Linked DNA regions of Homo sapiens: region 1 is linked to region 2. Evidence: chromatin loops called from intact Hi-C (ENCODE). Cell type or tissue: IMR-90. All regions are shown on one strand. Each heading gives the region's core, and the rest is flanking DNA. Links, peaks and the distances in the headings are about the cores only. Region 1 overlaps AFF3 (ALF transcription elongation factor 3). Region 2 has its middle 51 kb from the start of LINC01104.

Region 1 (8,000 bases), core at 1-8,000, 540 kb after region 2:
AAGATGGAATGTGGTAACTACTGCAGGCTAGAGACTGGGGAAAGTAACCAGTTTCACCAAATTAAAGCAGGTTGGGGGAAAGGATCCATATATTTGAGAAAAAAAATATACTTCCATTTAGTTTTGTCTTATATAATGCAGGTGTTATAACTCTCTATTTTAGGATTACAAGAGGGATTGTGGTTAGTCCATGGAAAAAATGTTTCTGCAAAGTACTAAATTATTTTCCAGCACTGAAACCAGTTGAACAGGCCTTATTTGCCTCCTAAATGAGTGCACCACAGACCTTGCCTGGAAGACAAAAGAAAATATACAAGAATGAGCTTTAAAGCAAATTTATTAATTTGCTACTTTAGCCTTTATTCCAACATGGTTTTATATGTATTGAGGCCCTGCCTAATCAATGTTTGTTATCAAGGCAGTTAAAATAGATTTTGTGGCTTTTTTGTTTTTCCCCCTCATCTGACCAGCTTTTAGCCAAAGTCCCTCATAGCTGTTCTGGCACTGGATAAATGTCTGAGATAGATGTACGAACTGTAGAAACTGTGTCTTCTTTTTCTCACAACTGTTTATTCCTATAAGAAAAAGAGAAGGACATATAAAGTTTGCTTTTGAGTTCAGTTTGGGCAATACCTTTGGGATATGTTCATTATGTAATTTAGGGAGTCATTCCTGGGACTAGGTGACGACAAGCTAATGTTGACAGCTGACAAAAGGGGTATGGTACAATGTGTGGGCCCAAGGACGTGAGCAGTAGACCAAGGGATTCTAGAGATCTCCAGGCCTGACTTGAAAGAGCATAGCAAACCAAGTTACTACCACAGTCCTATTTCTTGCAACTCACAGCCTTCTCTGGGGTGTATTGGCTCTGCACAACCATCAGGAAACACACGAGCCCACGCTCTCAGTTATCAGTGACTTCTTCCATCTCCAAGCCTCAAGGAAATACAAAGAAACTCCTTACAGAATGAGGATGCATGGTTCAAACCACCAATTGATTAAGGATTAGGAATTACATTAAGCCTACTGTAAACTACAAGAAGTGAACTGGTTCCAAGCTCCCCCAACTACGTACAACTCGTTAATTCCTCAGTGATCACAGCCCACAGAAGCATTTCCTTAACTAGCCTTTCAGATGGTCAGAAAGGATTTCTGGTTTACATCTCATTCTGCTTTAAGCTAGGGGCCCCAAAACCTGCCACCAGGGCTCTCTATGGGGTATAAAATAGGGGGATCTTGGGACCTACAGTGCAACCTCAGTGTTCAGTAAAAATTCTCTCCTCCTGGCCGGACGTGGTGGTTCACGCCTGTAATTCCAACACTTTGAGAGGCCGAGGCGGGCAGATCACTTGAGGTCAGGAGTTCGAGACCAGCCTGGCCAACATGGTGAAACCCTGTCTCTACAAAAAATATAAAAATCAGCCAGGTGTGGTGGCAGGCACCTGTAGTCCCAGCTACTCGGGAGGCTGAGACTGGAGAATTGCTTGAACCCGGGAGGTGGAGGTTGCAGTGAGCCGAGATTGTGCCACTGCACTCCAGCCTGGGTGACAGAGTGAGACTCTGCCTCAAAAAAAAAAAAAAAAAAAATTCTTTCCTCCAAGTTCTGATTCAGCCTGACCTGGTTTGGCTTATGTTAGCAGAAGCAATCAAAGTTCAAAGTGCCTTGGATATAGAATGCCAATGGATTTATTTCCTGAAATTTTCTGTAAAGTGAAGTGGAAGGAAACAGGTTCCATCTGTAAGATATTCATCTTCTGGCAAAGTCTCCACTCCAAGCCTCTGGTTGTTTGCAAATAGCTCCTCAGTACCTACTCACAGATTTGTGCCTGGGCAGTTGCATTGCAGAAAAGAAATTATTTTGCAAATCCGGTTCTCAGACAATAAAAGATGTTTTAAAAGCCTCCTGCTACACATTTTGAAAGATTGTTAATAGGAGCATGGAAATATATTTAATCTCTCTTAAATCTTAAAGACTGTAAGACTCATATGTCGGTATTTTTTTCTGCTTCCTTTTTAAGAGAAAGGTGATGCAGAGCCAGAGAGTCCAGACAATGGCACATCGAATACATCGTAAGTTTCTTTCATTTTCTATCAGAGATGCCTGTTCTTAAATATGCCTCATAAAATGAGATAGTGCAAGTATCTTGTAATAGTAATAATGATGATGGAAGGAAGCCCATGGTTCTCTTTTCTCATGATAATGTCTTTCTAAATGCTTTGGGTGCAGATGCATTTTTTATGCTTTAGCAGAGTAAGAGGAATCTTGAAAAATGCAAATGCTTCTCTTTATGAAGTAGAAATGTAATGAGATTTGAGCATGTATGCTGGGGGGATTTGGTTGGAGACTTTCAGCATCATCTTAAGAATTGCAGAACTTTTCACACTTAAACTGGGAGGTATGCTGTCCCACACAGCTGTGCAGTAACAAGGTCATTTCAGAAGCTTGCCATCTGCAACCTCACCTTGGAATTATGTGAAAAGCACAATTATCGATATCTCTGGAATCTCAAGAGTTTCTTTTTTGAATTAACAAAAGCAGTTTTAAAAACATAAGAAAAGGCCCTTATAAAACATGTGCTCCTCACTCTATGTTTTGTCTGTTTCTTCTCAATATTCAAGGAATCCAAATATATTTTTACTGATTAATTTGATGCCAAATTGATATACCAACATTTAAATTAAAAAATTCATGAGCTAACAAGTGACTTTATTTTAGTTCCATAAGAGTCAATAACAGGTTTGCTCCTTAAAAATCTTTATTTTTATCACTTATGAGCAGTGGCATGTGTTTTCTTATTATAAGATAGGCTTTGTGAATTTATCTGTATGGGGATCAGGATTTTAAAAAACAGCATTTTTTAAGTGCTGTTGATTGGAAATCAGTTTGTGGTAAAATACTGAGTGTCTTATTTTGTCCAAAATCTGTTTCTTTGTCTAGAAAGATCCTTTGGCTTGAATAGGAGAGCTGTGTATTTCATAAGAGATATGATTATATGTTTGTCTTTCTTAAGATACTTCCCTAAAAGTTTAAATAGTTCCATTGTCCTGCTTTCAGATGTTATAATGAATGTGACTGGTCTTAAATGGTTAAAATGTTACTAATTTTTAATTTTTTTGTGTTGTAAAATATAATGGGAAAGGCTTTTAATGCCATCTGGAGGCATTCTAGAGAACTGAAAAGGGTAGAATCATTGAAAATTCAGTTCTTTTGAGTAACAGTAGAAACTGCATAAAAATTCATGCAACCAGAATGTAAGCTATTTGGGGGAAGTTGTATTTTTTAATAAATTATTTTATAAAAGTTTTAATTGTAGAAACAATTTTTTCAAATTCTCAATAATGAAATTATTTTAAAGACTGACAAAGAATATACAAAGTATGTTGGAAAGTGACTAGCATCCTACATTTAATTTTACATAGTTAAAAATCACATTCAGTAGGCACCCATTTGGTTAAGGCAGTTGGATGTGCTTCTAAAGTTCTCCTTCCCTTACGTATTTCTAAAATGTCCGTTCCCAGCCAGGCTCAGTGGCTCACGCTTGTAATCCCAACACTTTGGGAGGCCGAGGCAGGCAGATCACTTGAGACCAGGAATTTGAGACCAGCCTGGCCAAAATGGCAAAACCTCGTCTCTACTAAAAATACAAAAATTAGCTGGGTGTGGTGGCAGACACCTGTAATCCCAGCTACACGGGAGGCTGAGGCACAAGAATAGCTTAAACCCAGGATCATGCCACTGTGCTCCAGCCTGGGTGACAAAGTAAGACTGTCTCAAAAATAATAAATAAAAAAATAAAAAGTTTATTGCCTAAAAGCACTGGTTTGCTTTACTCTGTACCTTATTTCTTATAACATCTATGAAAATAGGTAAGTTGGCCAGGCACGGTGGCTCACACCTGTAATCCCAGCACTTTGGGAGGCCAAGGGGGGCGGATCACGAGGTCAGGAGTTCGAAACTAGCCTGACCATCATGCTGAAACCCCATCTCTACCAAAAATACAAAAAAAAATTAGCTGGGCATGGTGGCGCGTGCCTGTAATCTCAGCTACTCAGGTGGCTGAGTCAGGAGAATCACTTGAACCCGGGAGGCGGAGGTTGCAGTGAGCAGAGATCGCACCACTGCACTCCAGCCTGGGTGACAGAGGGAGATTCTATCTCAGAAAAAAAAAAGAAAAAAAATAGGTAAGTTGTCTGAGGAATTACTTTTAAACCCTCTGGAAATATAAAAACAATGGGAGCTTGAAGCATCACCCCATATTCCTGCCTCTTTGAGCAAAACGGTTTCTTAGGCACCTGCCTCTTAAACTAGAAATAACAGGTTGCAAGCATCTCTCCTATGAATGGAGAATTCTGAACTTGAAACCGCTCAAGAGACCTCTAACAGAGGTTCTGTTATAATTGGGTATGAGGTACAGTACATTACGGATAAAGAGTGAGATTCAGGATGCCTTTGATTTGTGTAGTATTTTACATTCTTATGTGCAGCATCTATCTGAGCTTTTTTAGGTAGGTAGGATAGAAACAATATCCCCATATTATGGATAAGGAATCTGAGGATCAGAAAGGTCACTCCAGGCCAGGTGCGGTGTCTCACACTTGTAATCCCAGCACTTTGGGAGGCCCAGGTGGGTGGATCACCTGAAGTCAGAAGTTTGAAACCAGCCTGGCCAACATGGCGAAACCCCACCTCTACTAAAAACACAAAAATTAGCTGAGTGTGGTGGCATGCGCCTGTAATCCCAGCTACTGGGGAGGCTGAGGCAGGAGAATTGCTTGAACCTAGGAGGCGAAGGTTGCAGTGAGCCAAGATTGCACCACTGCACTCCAGCCTGGGCAACAGCATGAGACTGTGTCTCAAAAAAAAAAAAAAAAAAAGAAAGGTCATTCCACTGAAGTGAGGAGTTAGAGCATAAACCTTCTGATTTTTGCCCATTTTCCATACCAAGAGGGGGTGTGGGTCTCAAGAGACAAACTAAAGCCATGAGTCACAATCAAGTAGGAAAATTGGGAGCAGAGGATTTGTTAAGTGGCAAGCATACTGATCTGGTAGGGCTGCCAGAGCAAAGTACCAGCAAGTAGGTGGCGAAAGTAACAGAAATTTATTTTCTCATGGTTCTGGAGGCTGGAAGTCCCAGTCAGGGTGTCAGCAGGGTTGGTTGCTTCTGGGAGATGTAAAGAGAGGAGTTATCCCCGGCCTCTCTCCTTCGCTTGTAGGTGACCGTCTCCTCCCAACGTGTCCTCACGTCATCGTCTCTCTGTGCATGTCTATCTCTGTGTCTGTTTATATAGTCAGCAGTCATATTGGATTAGGGCCCACCCTAATGACGTCATTTTAACTTGATTACCTCTGTAAAGACCCTGTCACTAAATAAAGTCACATTCTGAGGCACTGGAAGTTAGGATTTCAACATATAAATTTTGGGAAGAAGTAGTTTGGCCTGTAACATTAAGGGGCAGAGTAATCAGAGTGATTCAGAAGTCAGGTAAACAGAACCAGGGGTACACAGATTTCTGAAAATGGGAAAAGGGGAGACAGCCTAAGTAAAACATGAAACATAATAGGCTCCATGGCAGCTGCAGGAGTGGAGCAGAGCGAAGAAAACAGGGCTAGCAAGCATGGGGCACTGGGAAAGATGCCTCTCTCATATTCATGGTGTGGTGGAACCAGTGTGGCTTCAGTAAGGCCTATACATCCCTCTGTCTGTATAACTCTATGACCCTGAGTCATTAAAGCCATTATATGGACTTAAATTGTAATACAAGGTTGGGAGTCTCCAAACAGAAGAGCTTATTTCCTAAGGAAGCATCTTTCTTCATGGCCTCCTTTAAAAACGGGAGATCGATCATGATTGGTTTCAGATGGTCAATGCTTGGCAGTATGACACAGTCTGGACAACACCCGAGTAATCCTTCAATATATATTATTTAGTGATCCTATGAGCATTCAGGGCAATGAAAGGAGCGATTTAATCTTAACATGCGTGCACACACAAAAGCACAAATTAAAATGTCTGTGACAGACTTCCAGTTATATTAATGATGGAAGAACCTATCTTAGACTAACTCTCCTGCAGATAGCTGTTACAAACTCTGGACAAAATACTTTTGTTAAAAAAACTATTCATAGTCTAACTAAAAGAAGGCAGAGAATGTAGGAAATTTGATCCTTGAAAGAGGGTCATTTGATCCTTGAAAGAGTGAGAACTATGTTTATATAGCTTCTCCCATGAAGGCATGCCCCAGTCCACAAAGAACAATTAGAACTCAAGGAGAAAGCCACAGCTGTAATGGCTTGAGGTGTCAGGGGATAGAGTTTAGGGCTGCCAGAGTGGCTGGGAATTGAGTAAGTCACAGAAAGAAAAGAGCCATAAAGAAGAGAGCCCTCCATTCTGTATATAAATTTCCATCAATCCTTGAATAACCCCTAAACTGCATATGTGTGGGGAATATGCCAATGAGCGTAGTGGAAAACAATAACTAGAAAGCCAAAAATGCTGAGCAGAGACTCTTTTCAGCTGCTGCCTACTGCCTACAGCTACTGCCTACAAAGTTCAGAATCTGAATCCCACCCAAGTTAGAGGGGCTTGGTAAATGCCTCAGATTTTCTATTGAAACCCCAGAAGGGGTGTGTGCTTTCAGTGTAAAGGAGTCACCGTAACATTAAGGGCAAAACCGAAACAGATCCTTCCTAACAAAGTATAACACTAAGTACCCAAAAGCTCAAGCTAATCAGCTAGAGATTTTATTGCCTGATAGAACAAAAAACAATCAACATTGTTTAAAAGAAGAGAGTTTGGAATCTCTAAAACAAAATTTACAGTGTTCATTATCTAACCAAAACTTAAAAGACATATGAGTGGGAAAATGTGACCCATAATCAAGAGAAAAAATAGCCACTGTAATAGATCTTGAGGTGACCTAGATATTAGAATTTTCAGACAAGAATTATAAAGCAACTACTATAATATGTCCAAGGATGTAAAGGAAAACATAGTCATCATGACTGAAAAGAAGGAGAATCTCAGCAGGATAATGGAAACCAATAAGAATAACCAAATGAAAACTCTGGAACTGAAAAATGTAACATTTGAAATAAATGAAGCATAGAAATGAAAAAATAATCAGTAAACTTAAACTCATATCAGTAAGAATTGTTCAATGTGAAAAACAGAATAAAGATTAAAAAACAATCAACAGAGCCTCAGTGAATTGTAGGATAATATCAAGTAGTCTGATATACATGCATTGTGATGCCAGGAGGAGAGGAGAGACAAAATAGACCTGAAAAAATATCTGAAGGAATAATAGCTGAAAACTTCCCAAATTGGATGAAAACATTAATTTATAGATTCAAGAAGCTCAGCAAGCTGCAAGCAAGATAAACACAAATAAAACTACACCGTGGAACATTATGGGAAACTAAACAGAAAAAGAAAATCTTTAAGACAGCCAGAGAAAAATAATATCTTATACACAGGGGAACACAGATACAATTAACTGAAGAATTCTCATCACAAATATGTAATACAGTGCAAAGGCATCTTTAAGGTGCTGAAAGACAAAAGAGAAAAAGGAAGAACTGTCAAGCCAGAATTCTTTTTTTTTTTCTTTTTTTTTTTGAGACAGAGTCTCACTCTGTCCCCAGGCTGGAGTGTAGTGGTGCTATCTCAGCTCACTGCAACCTCTGCCTCCCAGGTTCAAGCGATTGTCCTGCCTCAGCTTCCTGAGTAGCTGGGACTACAGGTGCGTGCCACCATGCCCAGCTAATTTTTGTATTTTTAGTAGAGACAGGATTTCACCATGTTGGCCAGGATGATCTCAATCTCCTGATCTCATGATCCGCCCACCTTGGCCTCCGAAAGTGCTGGGGTTACAGGCATGAGCCACCACACCCAACCCAGAATTCTAAATAATCAAAAATATCCTTCAGAATTGACAGTAAAATAAAGACATGTTGGGATGTACAAAATATGAGAGAATTCATTTCCAGTAGGCCTACA
Region 2 (11,505 bases), core at 1-8,000:
CTGCCCCCAGATGCCGCCCCACCTGGGAGATTGTCCCTCCACTGTCACTGTGTCATGATGAAATCTTCAGAAGCCTGGGGATGTGGGGACTGGCCAGAGGCATCTGTGCCCCCAACACTCAACACAGTTCCTGCACAAAGATGCTTGTGGAAGGAAGGAGGGAGGGAAGAAGGAAGGGAAAGATGGAGGCAGGAGGGAGGGGAGGAAGGAAGGGCGGATTCTACTAGAGACCTTCTCTCATTCAGTGGTTCGATGCCACAGCCCACCATAAGGCTGTGCACGCCCAGTGTCTCGCTGGATGCTCATAGCTCAAGGGGCACTTGGGGGTGCTCCAGCCTGGGCACCAGAAGCTCTGCTGGGGCTGCATCTGATTCACATAACTGCAGCCACTGCCCTTAACTTTCCTCCATCGCCTTTGCTGAAGTCAGGATTCCAGCTGAGCCCCGTTCCTCCCTTGCCTCCCTCCCTGCCAAGATTTCTCATGCGGGCCTCTGAGGAGGTGGAGGCCTGCACCCCGCTATCAGGGAGCTCGCAAAAGTGAGTTTCCATCTGCCGAAGACCACCATGCACCCCTCGGTCCGAAAAATGCCACTGACTGACATGACTTTAGAATCTGGGAGTGCTGCACACTTGGTGGGGGAGGGGGAGGGAAGCCCCTTCTAGAAGGTCTGGGCTCTCCCTGGAGACTCTGATGAGGGTCTGAGGAAGTGGGATCCATCCTGTGCTGGCTGCTGTTTCCAAGACAGTCTCAGGAACAGCAGGATTGACTACTGTTTGGGTGCCAGCAAGAGCAAGGAGGGCTCAGCATTTGGGGATTCGTAGCAAAAGAGGGGTGCAGCAAAGCGGCTCTAGGGCACGATTGGTGAGGAAGCAGTGCTCACTCAAGGGAGATCATCCTGGCATTTTCCAGCTATAGGTTGACCCCGGGAGAAATGGCATTTTCGGCGGATGCTGCAGCTGGCTTTATCAGAGTGTGTCCTCCCAGCGGGATTAACAGCTAGGCTGCTTTCTTCTCTTTTCAGTCCAGGCTGATTTTGACTGTCACAGAGAAAAGTGTTCAAGAAGATGTTGAAGAAATATTCACCCTGACTGCAAATCCCCACACTGAGAAGTATTCCTTCTATTTACTTTGTACCTCCTATAATAACAAGGACAGCCTTCTTCACATGGTTGTCATGCAAATGCCTATAGAATAAATGAATGCATGCAAGAACGAATGAGTTATATGTTTTAAATAACGTTTTGGTTTTTTTAAAAATGTGCTAAATGTTTTAGGTATGTTAACTCCTTATGCCAACCTTATGAACATGTCATAGGACAATCTATTGTTATCCTCATTTTACAGATAAGGAAACGGAGGCTTTGAGGCATTAAGGCGCTTGCACAAGGTTGCAGCAAGTGTGGAATCGGGACCAGAAGACAGACAAGACAGGTTGGTCTGACTCCAGAACCTGCAGGCTGCGATGATACAGCTCAAGAGTGACACTGCTCCCTCAGAAGCCTGTGCCACCTCTTGTATTTCGGTTGTTTATTATTTTACTTTTTTATTATACTCCAGGTTCCTCAAAGGCAAAGGACCCTGTCCTAATTCATCCCCCCATTATCTTGCACAGAGCTCTGCTTGTAGTCTTTCATGGATACTTGATGATTCAATGAATAAAGAAGAAAGAGAGGGACAGAAGAGAAGGAGAGGATGGAAGGAAGGAAAGGAGGGAGGGGAAGGAAGGAGGGGGCTGTCATTTTGGTCAAATTTCCTTCATAAGGACAAGAGATGGGTAAGGCGAGCCCTTGTCTTTTGCGCCACCTGCTGGACATCCTCCAGTACTGCAGGGGACTGGAGAGCCCGGGTATGAGCTGCGAGCAGGATTTCCCTGCTTTCCAAAGATTTGGGATACATCAGCGACGTTGACAAGGCTTCGCTGAGAACCCAGGACGAATGGCTTCAAGACGACAAACCATAGGCCATATCATTGTGAAGCAGGACCACCCTAGATGTCTCTCCACTGTCACATGCCCTAGGCAGAGTTGGACGTCCCTCTGTCAAAGAGGCCAGTTGGAAGATCCTGTTGTCAACCAGCTCCATTTCCCCGCTGACCTACATAGCTACCCTTCTTCATCTCCGCTTGATCTTCAGGTGGCGCTGTGTCACACACTCTAGCTTTAAGTTTCTCTGTGCTCAGGCCTCTTTCTTGAGTGGCTATTACTTTAAAATATTTTATATTTAAAGATATTGGAGACCTTCACTTAAAGGAGCCCTGGAATGAGTCCTTTTATGAAGCCAAGGACCTTTTCACAAAGCCAAAGGATTTACCTTTATTGTACATTTAAAAGATTTTTTACAAAATCCTGGACACAGCTGTATAAATAGTAAAAGAGGATGAACTGATTATCTTTTACTGATCATGGTGAAACCAAAATCACCTAGTTTCACAGATATGTGGAAGGTTTCTCCTGGAGTCTGTAAGAGTGACAGCAGGTCAGAGAATGGATTAAGAGTCTGGGGAAATGAACTCTTGGGCAAACTTGCTTACTAGATACAAACCGAGTATAGTGCTCTGTCCTTCCCAACAATGGTGACAGCGGCCGCAGCTCCTTCCTCAAAAAGCCTGTTTTCATGCTGCTTCCTCCATTTACAGGGAAGTATCAGTGGTTACCACGCCAAGGGAGAGTGGCTTTGTAACATAGCTTTGGAAGCCTGAGTCCTGTGTCTCTGCCCCTTTGTTAGGTGCTGTAAGGTGAAGACTGTAGGATTTGAGTCATATCTAGTTTCAGATTTTGTCCCCAGCCCTCACTAGGTGTGGTTCAGTTAACCTAAGCTCACTAAACTTCACTTTCCTCACCTGTGAAATGGGATAACAAACTCATCTGCCAGGGTTATTCTGAGGATAGATAAATTCATGTAAACATAGTAAGCTCCAAAGAAATGGTAGCTGTTATTATCCCGAGTGGAGATGGGTGAGGCCTCTAGTAATCTATATCTTCATTCTCTCCTTCCTTCTAGGAATACGCTCAGCTTACAAACTACAGTTCCAATGGCCAATACGATAAAAGGAAGTTATTGGGTGAAACCTCAGGAAATGCTATTGAAGGGGAAGCTTATGCTTCTGACAGTCAGCCTCTGAGCTTTCCCTCTTCTTTCTTTTCCCTGCCTGGGACTCAGGAGTGAGAGGGGAGCTGAAGCAGATGTCGTGACCATGATGTAGGCTTGTGGAGAAATGCCATGTTTTAGGACTGGTGAAGCAGAAGACAGAGTTGGGGTCTCTCATGACATCGTGGGGCCTCCCTAGCAGCCCTGGACCACCTGCTTCTGAGAAATTTCAGATTACATAAGAGAAAGACACCCCTACCTAGCTGAAGCCCCTGTGACTCGGCATATGTTGGTAGCAGCCACATGCAGTTCCTCACCGGCTCACACATATTAGTGGGCGGCTTTAAGGAGAGACCTTGTCACACTCTGGCCCTCGCTGTCTTTATAAAATGTGGCCATGACTTTGATAACCCCATGGGCCCTCCCAGCTCTCACATGACAGCCCCCCATTTCCCCCTCCTGAGTCTGGGGGTGACTCAGTGCAGAGTTTCCTTGGTCTCATCTGTCTCTCTCTCTCCTTTCTCTGCGATGCAGCAGCCTGGTTGGGGCCTAGAAGGCTTCAGGCCAGCCATCCAGATCACCTGTTGCTGCCCCTCCAATGTGGCCCGAAGGGGTCGCTCTCAGCGCACCTTCAGAGCTGGAGGGTCCTTGTGGCCAGCAGGCTAGGTGGACATTGTCCCTGCAAGCTCAGCCCCGCCCTTCCCATTCCAAGCCGCCTCTGTTGCCTCTCCTCCTCAGTGGAATGAAAGCAAAACTTCAGCAAAAGACAGCAATTGGAGAATTGCTTAAATGAAGAAGAAATAGCAGTCACAGCCCAATGTCCATCAAGTGGCTACATTTGGAATTGGCCACATGGGGTCACTGCACCCTCAGGAATGGAGGGACTTCGGCAGGGTGCCTCTGTCTCTGAAGCATGGACTGGAGAAAGCTGCTGCCTGTGGAAGGGATGGGAGATGCTCCTTTTCTGCAAAGTTGAGCTGCCTGGGACATGCTAAGTCCCTCCCCACGGCCAGGCGGGAAGGCGCTTAGTGTAAGGCCTTGAACCAGAGAACAGTCTTCCAAAATATTACTCTTACCGTGATTTTCATTGTTATTACAGGATTTTGGAATTCCTACGTACTCTTTTTGTTGTTGTTCACAGCTGATGAAATCTGTAGATCCTCTCTGTAAAAAGGTGTGAATATCAAATGCAATAAATCCAGGTCCTGGATGGTGAGTGAGTTTCTGGCTCTGTCTGCTGGGTCTGCTGGGTGCATGATGCCAGGTAGCGTGGTAGAGTCAAAGGACTGTGCTGCAGGCCCCAGGCCTGGGTTTAAATCTTTGCTGGCTAGGTGACCTTGGACAAGGTGCTTCACTTCTTGGAGACTTGAAAGCCTTATTTATAGAATGAGAATTCTAATATCTACCTTGGTTTGGAGTTAATGTATATGGAGCGCCTATCAGTGCAAGGCACATAGTGAGCAATTAGTACATGACCATGCTCTTCTCGGGTTAGGGAGCCCAGGAAGAAGAGAGGCTGGGGAGAAGGATCTGAGCTCAGCTATATGTTCAGATGTAAGTTCTCAGTAGCCTGGGAAAGGCAGGTGCAGGTGGAGCTGGCTGTGAGCTCAGGAGACCTGAGGCTGCCACCTAGGGTGAGATACAGCTGCAGGTATGGGCATCAGCAGGTAACTGAAGCCACTATAAGTGATATATGCCAGTGCCTCTCAAGCCTTCACACACTCAGAAGCATCTGGGTTCACTGAAACACAGATTGCTGGGACACCCAATCCTGAATACTATGTGGTTGGAACCAGTTCTTTTAAGATGCACAACACAAGGCCTGGACTCACTGCTGTCTGATGCCTGGTCTAAAGCCAAGGGGGAACTTCAGAATTTCCATTTGGTTTGGAATTGTGCCTTAGGAAGTGTCTGGCACTGCCAAGCCCTGTACCATCACCTTGTTTGTTGCTTTATTATTGTTTGGTTTGTTTTTGTTTGTTTGTTTGAGACGGAGTCTTGCTCTGTCGCCCAGGCTGGAGTGCAGTGGCACGATCTCAGCTCACTGCAACCTCCACCTCCCGGGTTCAAGCGATTCTCCTGCCTCAGCCTCCCAAGTAGCTGGGACTACAGGCACACACCACCACTCCCAGCTACTTTTTCTATTTTTAGTAGAGATGGGGTTTCACCATGTTGCATGGGCTTGTCCCGAACTCCTGACCCCAAGTGATCCGCCCGCCTTGGCCTCCCAAAGTGCTGGGATTACAGGTGTGAGCCGCCACTCCCGGCCTCATTGCTTTATTTTTGCCTCCAAAATATTTCATTTGACCAATCCCTGGCTTTGAAACACTTGAAGATTATGGGTTTAAACAGTGGTTCTCAAAGCTCATTCTTGAGAGCAGCCATGTTTGCATCGCTTGGGAACTTGCCAGACATGCAGTCTTCGGCCCCATCCCAGATCTGCCAAATGAGAAGCTCTCGGGTGGGGACCAGCCAGCTGGGTTCTAACAAACCTGCAGCAGCCACGCATGTGCTCGAGAGTCAGAAAAGCACTGCACTAGAGAAAGGGTGGCTTGTGGCCATGCCTCAGCCATTCTCCTGTTGGTGAAGTCTGCCCCCAGCACCAGCTTCCTTAAGGTGACCCTTCCTTCTTCGGCATTCCCAACCCCTACCTTTCCTGCTGCCCCCCATCAGACTCCAGGTGCTACTTGCTCATTCCTCCATCCCCTGCTCTGGCATCTAGCAGTGGGTAGCGATGAGTTCATCAGGTGTGCCAATTTTTACTGGTGGTGTAAGGGGAGTAATAAGGTCCCATCCCAGATTCACCTGCAAAAAAAAAAAAAAAATTGCATGCATTCTTAAGAACCTTAAAAAAGAGAAAGTACCACAAGGATGTATGCAGATGTGGGGATAGTCCGTGGCCTTTGGACACCCCTCAGATGGCTAATGCACAGACCGCCATTGGTGGGGCCATCATAATAGCAGTCCTAATAATGATGATGACGAGGACAGCCACAGCATCTGACATCTGCGGGCTCCTCACTGCAAGCCCATGGGCTCCACAACTATTATCCCATTTTACAGAGGAGGGAAGGCAGACTCAAGGAGCTTAGGTGACCCTGCTGCCATTCACACATCTGAGGACTGGGGGAGCAGGCTTTCCACCCCAGCCAGTTACCCCTGCCCTACACCAATGCCGTCCCCAGCTCTCTGCCCCCCAGACCCCATGGGGTGTCTCTGAAGAGACAATGCTAGCAGGAAGACAGCTTAATTGGAAGACATTTTCTTTAGGCCAACGAAGTCTATGCATCTTACATTATCTGGGCACATCTGTGGAATGAGCATCCTCCAGGAGGATGCCTCCAGGATCGTGAGCATGGAGCCAGGAGTGGGAGGGGCAGGAGCACTGTGCCCACAGGTGAACGATGGACCGTGAATGTCAAGTTCAAACTTCAGATGAGAAGGCGCTCCTCTCCTGGGGTGACAAAGGAGGGGAAATTCCTTCCTTCTGATCCATGAGAAGAGAGAAAAGGGCCCCACCCCCAGCACCCTGTATACAGTAGGTGCTCAGGAAATACAAATTGAACCCATGACTGGTCATCCGCCCAGGGCCGCCGAGTCTGGATTACTGATTTGGTTTTTCCGGGAGTCGTGTTTTCTAAGGACTCTGTTTTCTCTTGCCATGAAAATGTGCCTATTTTTAGCTTTGATTCGTGCAGGCTGCAGCATGAATCACCTAAAATGCCCCGCTAGAAAGAGCTGGGATTAGAGAGCAGGTAGTTGAATTGGACTCAGCGTCCCTGCATGAATGCAGGACCCTGAAGACCCTGGCATCTGGAAGGTGGAGGGCAGGAGGAACGCCCATGCCTTGTAGAGGGAGGGCTCTGGGCGTCCTGGGTATCTGACCCGCCTGTGTGTATTTAGTCCAGAAAAAGCAGGTTTTCACACAGTTCTTCAGTCTGATGAAATTCACCTTCAAAAGGCCCTAAATCCAAAAGCTAAAATGCAATAAAAGAAAATAAGATGCAAAGCCACGGCAGTGATTTTTTAGTTTAATTGGGAGCCTTCCTGGCTCACTCCTCATTCTCCTTGCCCCAAATTTCTCCAGCTTCTCTGGCCAGGGTCCCAACCACACTATAAAACTACCAATGACACCACCCAGGGTGCCAGGGACAGCTCAGGGCCCTTTGCATGTGCTGCCTCCAAGGTGGGCACTGGCCTGGCCCCACTGCCTAGATGGAGACACAGGCACAAAGAGACAAGTTGGCTTGCCCAGGGTTGTATAGGGGGCAGTGGCACAACTAAGGATCTGAGCCAGAAAATCAATGCCACTTATTGGTCTCTCTCATTGGCACGGGCCCTTCCTTTCCTCATCACTCCCTGGCACCCACCTGGGAGGAGCTGTGATGGCCAATCTTATGTGTCAACTTGACTGGGCCACAGGGTGCCCAGATGTTTAGGCAGACATGATTCCAGGTGTTTCTGTGAGGTTGTTTTTGCGTGAGATTTACATTTAAACCAATAGAGAGAGTAAAGCAGATGGCCCTCCCTAATGTGAGGTGAGGGGGTTGCAATCAACTGAGAGCCCAGATAGAATAAAAAGGCTGAGGAAGAGGGTGCCTCTCCTACCTGACTGCTGTCATTTGAATGGGAACATCAGCTTTTCCTGGTTCTCCAATAACTTTCCATCTGTGGACTCTAACTGGGACATCAGGCCTGTGGATTTGCCAGCCTCCACAATTGCGACAGCCAATTCCCTAGAATAACTATATTTCTGTGAATACAGATACACACTTTCTATTGGTTCTGTTTTTCCAGGGAACCCTCATCTAGGAGCTTTTCAATTCTATGCTTTTTGCAGCCCCAGGACACTTAGTGAAGCACCAAAGCTGTCGTGGGGACAACAAAGGTCTTTTGAACCCAGGGGACCCCCTTCCCAGTGGACCCTCATCCCTGAGAAGAGCGTTTCCTCCTCCCTGCCCTCCAGGAAGGGCTGTGGGAGGAAGCGCAGGCCCAGGAGGTGGGCAGGGTGGTGGGTGAGCGGGGTCAGGACTGGAGGTCAGGAGCGATTGGGGGCCAGTGAGGGACCGGTGGGAGCAGAGGGGATGTCAGCCTGTGGCCCCCAAGCAGAGGTCGGAATGCAGCCTCCCCGTCAGATGCGGCCCCTGACACTGGGGGCACCAGCAGAGATCAGGTGGGGGCCGGGGTGGCAGCCAACCCTAGTGTCCCAAGGGGCGCCCCAGGGCATAGCAGACTCGCTGCAACATCTGTTTCTTATCACTTAGTCAGAAAACAACATATTAACTCAGAAAACAACAATGAAGCACCTCCCTTGCCCAGGCTCTGTGATGGGCCCCGGGTACAGGAAAGTGAGCAAAGCCCAGGCCTGCCCTCAAGGGAAGACAGACACAGCATCGCCCCCAATATTAATATTAGCACCTTCCATGGAGCTCAGCGTGCCATGCACTGTTCCTGGTATTATTCTAGCCCCATGTACGGTCACCCCCTTATCCATGGGAGAAAAGTTCCAAGACCCCCACTGGATGCCTGAAACTGAGGTAGTACCAAATCCTACAATACTGCTTTTTCCTAAATGTACATACCTAGGATAAAGTTCAATTTATAAATTAGGCAGAGAAAGAGATTAACAACTAATAACAAAATAGAACAATTCTAACGATATACTGTAATACAGTTATGTGAATGTGGCCTCTTTCTTTCTCAGAATATCTGATTGTACTGCACTCACCCTTCCTGCGATGAGCGAGATGGTGAAATGCAGGCATGATGAGACAAATGGAGGGAGTGGACAGAACAAGAGTCTAATATGCTGCTCAGAATGGCAGCAATGAAAAACTTAGGAATTGCTTATTTCTGAAAATTTCCATTTCATATTTTCGAACCATCATTGATGACTGCTAACTGACACTGTGGAAAATGAAGCCATGGACAAGAGAGGCTACTGTATGATATTAATTCATTTCATCTTCCCAGCAGCCCCGTGGAGGAGGTACTATTACCCCATTTTATATATGAGGAAACTGAGGTTTTACCCCATTTTATATATGAGGACAGAGAGGTTAAGTGATTGGCCTAAGTTCACACAGCTCTCAAGGGCCAGATCTGGGGTGTGTACCCAAGTAGTCTGGCTCTACTTAATGATAAAAAATTATAACGCAATACTAAAGTGCAACCCTAAGGTGTGCAGCAGGCGCAGTGGATGAACAGATGGGGCGTTCCATGTGGATGGGCAATTATGGACCGAATGTTTGTGCCCCCCAGAGTCTCATGTTGAAGTCTTAACCCTGCAGTGTAATGGCTTTGTACTGGGAGGTGGGTCTTTGGGAGGTAATTGAGGCATGAGGGTGGAGCCCCCATAAATGACATTGGAGTCGTTATAAAAGTGACCTCCGAGAGCTCTCTTGCCCTCTTTCCACCATGTGAGGACACATGAGAAGCTGACAGAGGGCCGTCGCCAGAGCCTGACCATGTGGCCCCTGACCTGAGACTTCCAGCCTCCAGAACTGTGAGCATCAGTGTTTATCTTGAAGCCTCTCAGTCTATGGTAATTTGTTATTGCAGCCCCAACTGACCGAGACGCTAAGGGCTTCACCGAAGGGGAGAGGCCAGGCCGGGTCCTGAGGCAAGGGTAGGAGCTTGCCAGCAGGTGGTGGTGAGGCCACAGAGTCCTGATTCAAGGCAGAGGCAAGAACTTCACGTTGGAGAGCGAGCCCAAGGCCGGGAGGCTGAGGGGAAATTGGGAGAAGTCAGGAAGGCTGGGTTGTAGGAAGCTAGCCATGGCCACTTGGATCCAGAGGGCCCCTCTACAGACGGGAGAAAGGCCAAGAGTCACACCAAGGTACCACACAGTCACCTGACATGACACATCTGGCCGGGCAGGGGCTGCGAGAGCCGCCCATTTGGGCAGGGAGCCGTCATTCAGGACTGACATTGTTCACAACGGAGCTTGTGGTGGTGATGAAAAGAGGGCTAAACTTGAGTTAGTTTTCTTCTCATTTTAAATTCTCTATAGACAATGCACCTCCTGCTTCCCTTGTTCAGGCCAGCCACTCCCACCACCATTGGTTAAAAGATAATAAGGCCGGGCGCAGTGGCTCACGCCTGTAATCCCAGCACTTTGGGAGGCCGAGATGGGCAGATCACGAGGTCTGGAGATCAAGACCATCCTGGCTAACATGCTGAAACACCATCTCTACTAAAAAAATACAGGTGTGGTGGCGGGCACCTGTGGTCCCAGCTACTTGGGAGGCTGAGGCAGGAGAATGGCATGAACCTGGGAGGCAGAGCTTGCAGTGAGCCAAGATCCTGCCACTGCACTCCAGCCTGGGTGACAGAGCAAGACTCCATCTCAAAAAAAGACAAAGAAGAAGAACCTTTGGAACAGCTGGGTCATCCGGGCAGAGTGTTTGGTTTGGTTGCTGTTTTTTTGGGTGTTTGTTTTTTGTTCATTTAAGCCTGGATTCCTTAGTATATATAGGGTAACATTCCCTTAAGACAACTTAAATACAATGTCAGCCACACATGCAAGCCACATGGGTAATCGAGTAGCCATATTTTTTAAAAGTGAAGAGAAACAGATGAAACCAATTTTAATATTACTTTATTTCACTTAATATATTAAATATCTAAAAATTAGCATTTCAACATGTAATCCATAGAAAAACTATTCATGAGTTATTTTCCTTTGTTTTGTCTTTGAAATCTGGTGTGGGTTTTCAACTCGGCACCCACCTCCGCTCGACTCTCCACTCTTCCAGCGCCCAACAGCTGTGTGCAGCAAGCAGCCTGGGACAGGGCAGCACAGCCCAGCGCCTCTAAAATGAGCCCAGATCAAGCTGTGGCCACTCAGACCATATCAGTCCCTTTGAGTTTTTGGTCTGCTTGTTTTTGTCATCCAATAGGACCTTCACTGAGTCAGCAGGCATGTACCAATAAGCCCTAAATATTAAGAACACATTGATGTGATTCCCAGGGTAGCAACATCTCCTTACTTGAAAAGCACAACCCAAACGCAGGCCTTGCAAAGTGGAGTAGCCGATGCTGAGAGAAGAGCTGCTTCCACCGCTTTCATCAGCACCATAATCAAAAGGCATGAGAGGCTGCAGCTGAAGGGAGGGGAGGGAAGTGGTCAAGACCAGGAGTGATCAGCTGGGACCTCTACAACCAGCGTTCAGGGTGGACATGGGTCTCTCTGCTTTCCTGCTCTCTTTGGCTCCACTGTTCATTTTGAAAGCCATGCCGCTTCATGTCGGTAAACGAACTGGTCCTAAGGTCAGCCCAGGGAAAAGCATGTTAATAGATCCTCCAGACCTCAGGTTCTAAAGAACTGAACAGCATTTTCCTAAGATGCCTCAGGCGCCACCTAAGCCACTGGGCAGGAAAGCCTGCCAAGTCTTTTTCAGGGCCAGAAGCAAGGT

The links. A loop is a pair of places that touch in the nucleus more often than their neighbours do. Peaks named below come from ENCODE experiments on the same cell type or tissue, not always from the same donor. Only the 100,000 strongest peaks of a DNase experiment are listed, where the experiment ranks them.
Region 1: a loop joins it to region 2, with 10 times the contacts of the local background. A loop is called at or near these places in 6 of 110 quality-filtered maps.

What each region holds. Positions count from the first base shown.
Region 1 is chr2:99,721,147-99,729,146 of GRCh38, reverse strand. AFF3 (ALF transcription elongation factor 3) reads left to right here. Exons shown (of 25, transcript NM_001386135.1): 11 at 2,019-2,070. Among named protein-coding and RNA genes, the nearest start is that of REV1, 240 kb to the right of the region's middle. In IMR-90, for the core only: a CTCF peak has its summit at 3,161 (motif pointing left); no DNase peak of the experiment used is centred there; H3K27ac peaks cover 1,303 bases.
Region 2 is chr2:100,253,344-100,264,848 of GRCh38, reverse strand. No RefSeq gene overlaps it. Among named protein-coding and RNA genes, the nearest start is that of LINC01104, 51 kb to the right of the region's middle. RefSeq lists an enhancer at 9,343-9,842. In IMR-90, for the core only: CTCF peaks have their summits at 1,804 (motif pointing left) and 3,937 (motif pointing right); a DNase peak (open chromatin) is centred at 3,968; H3K27me3 peaks cover 491 bases.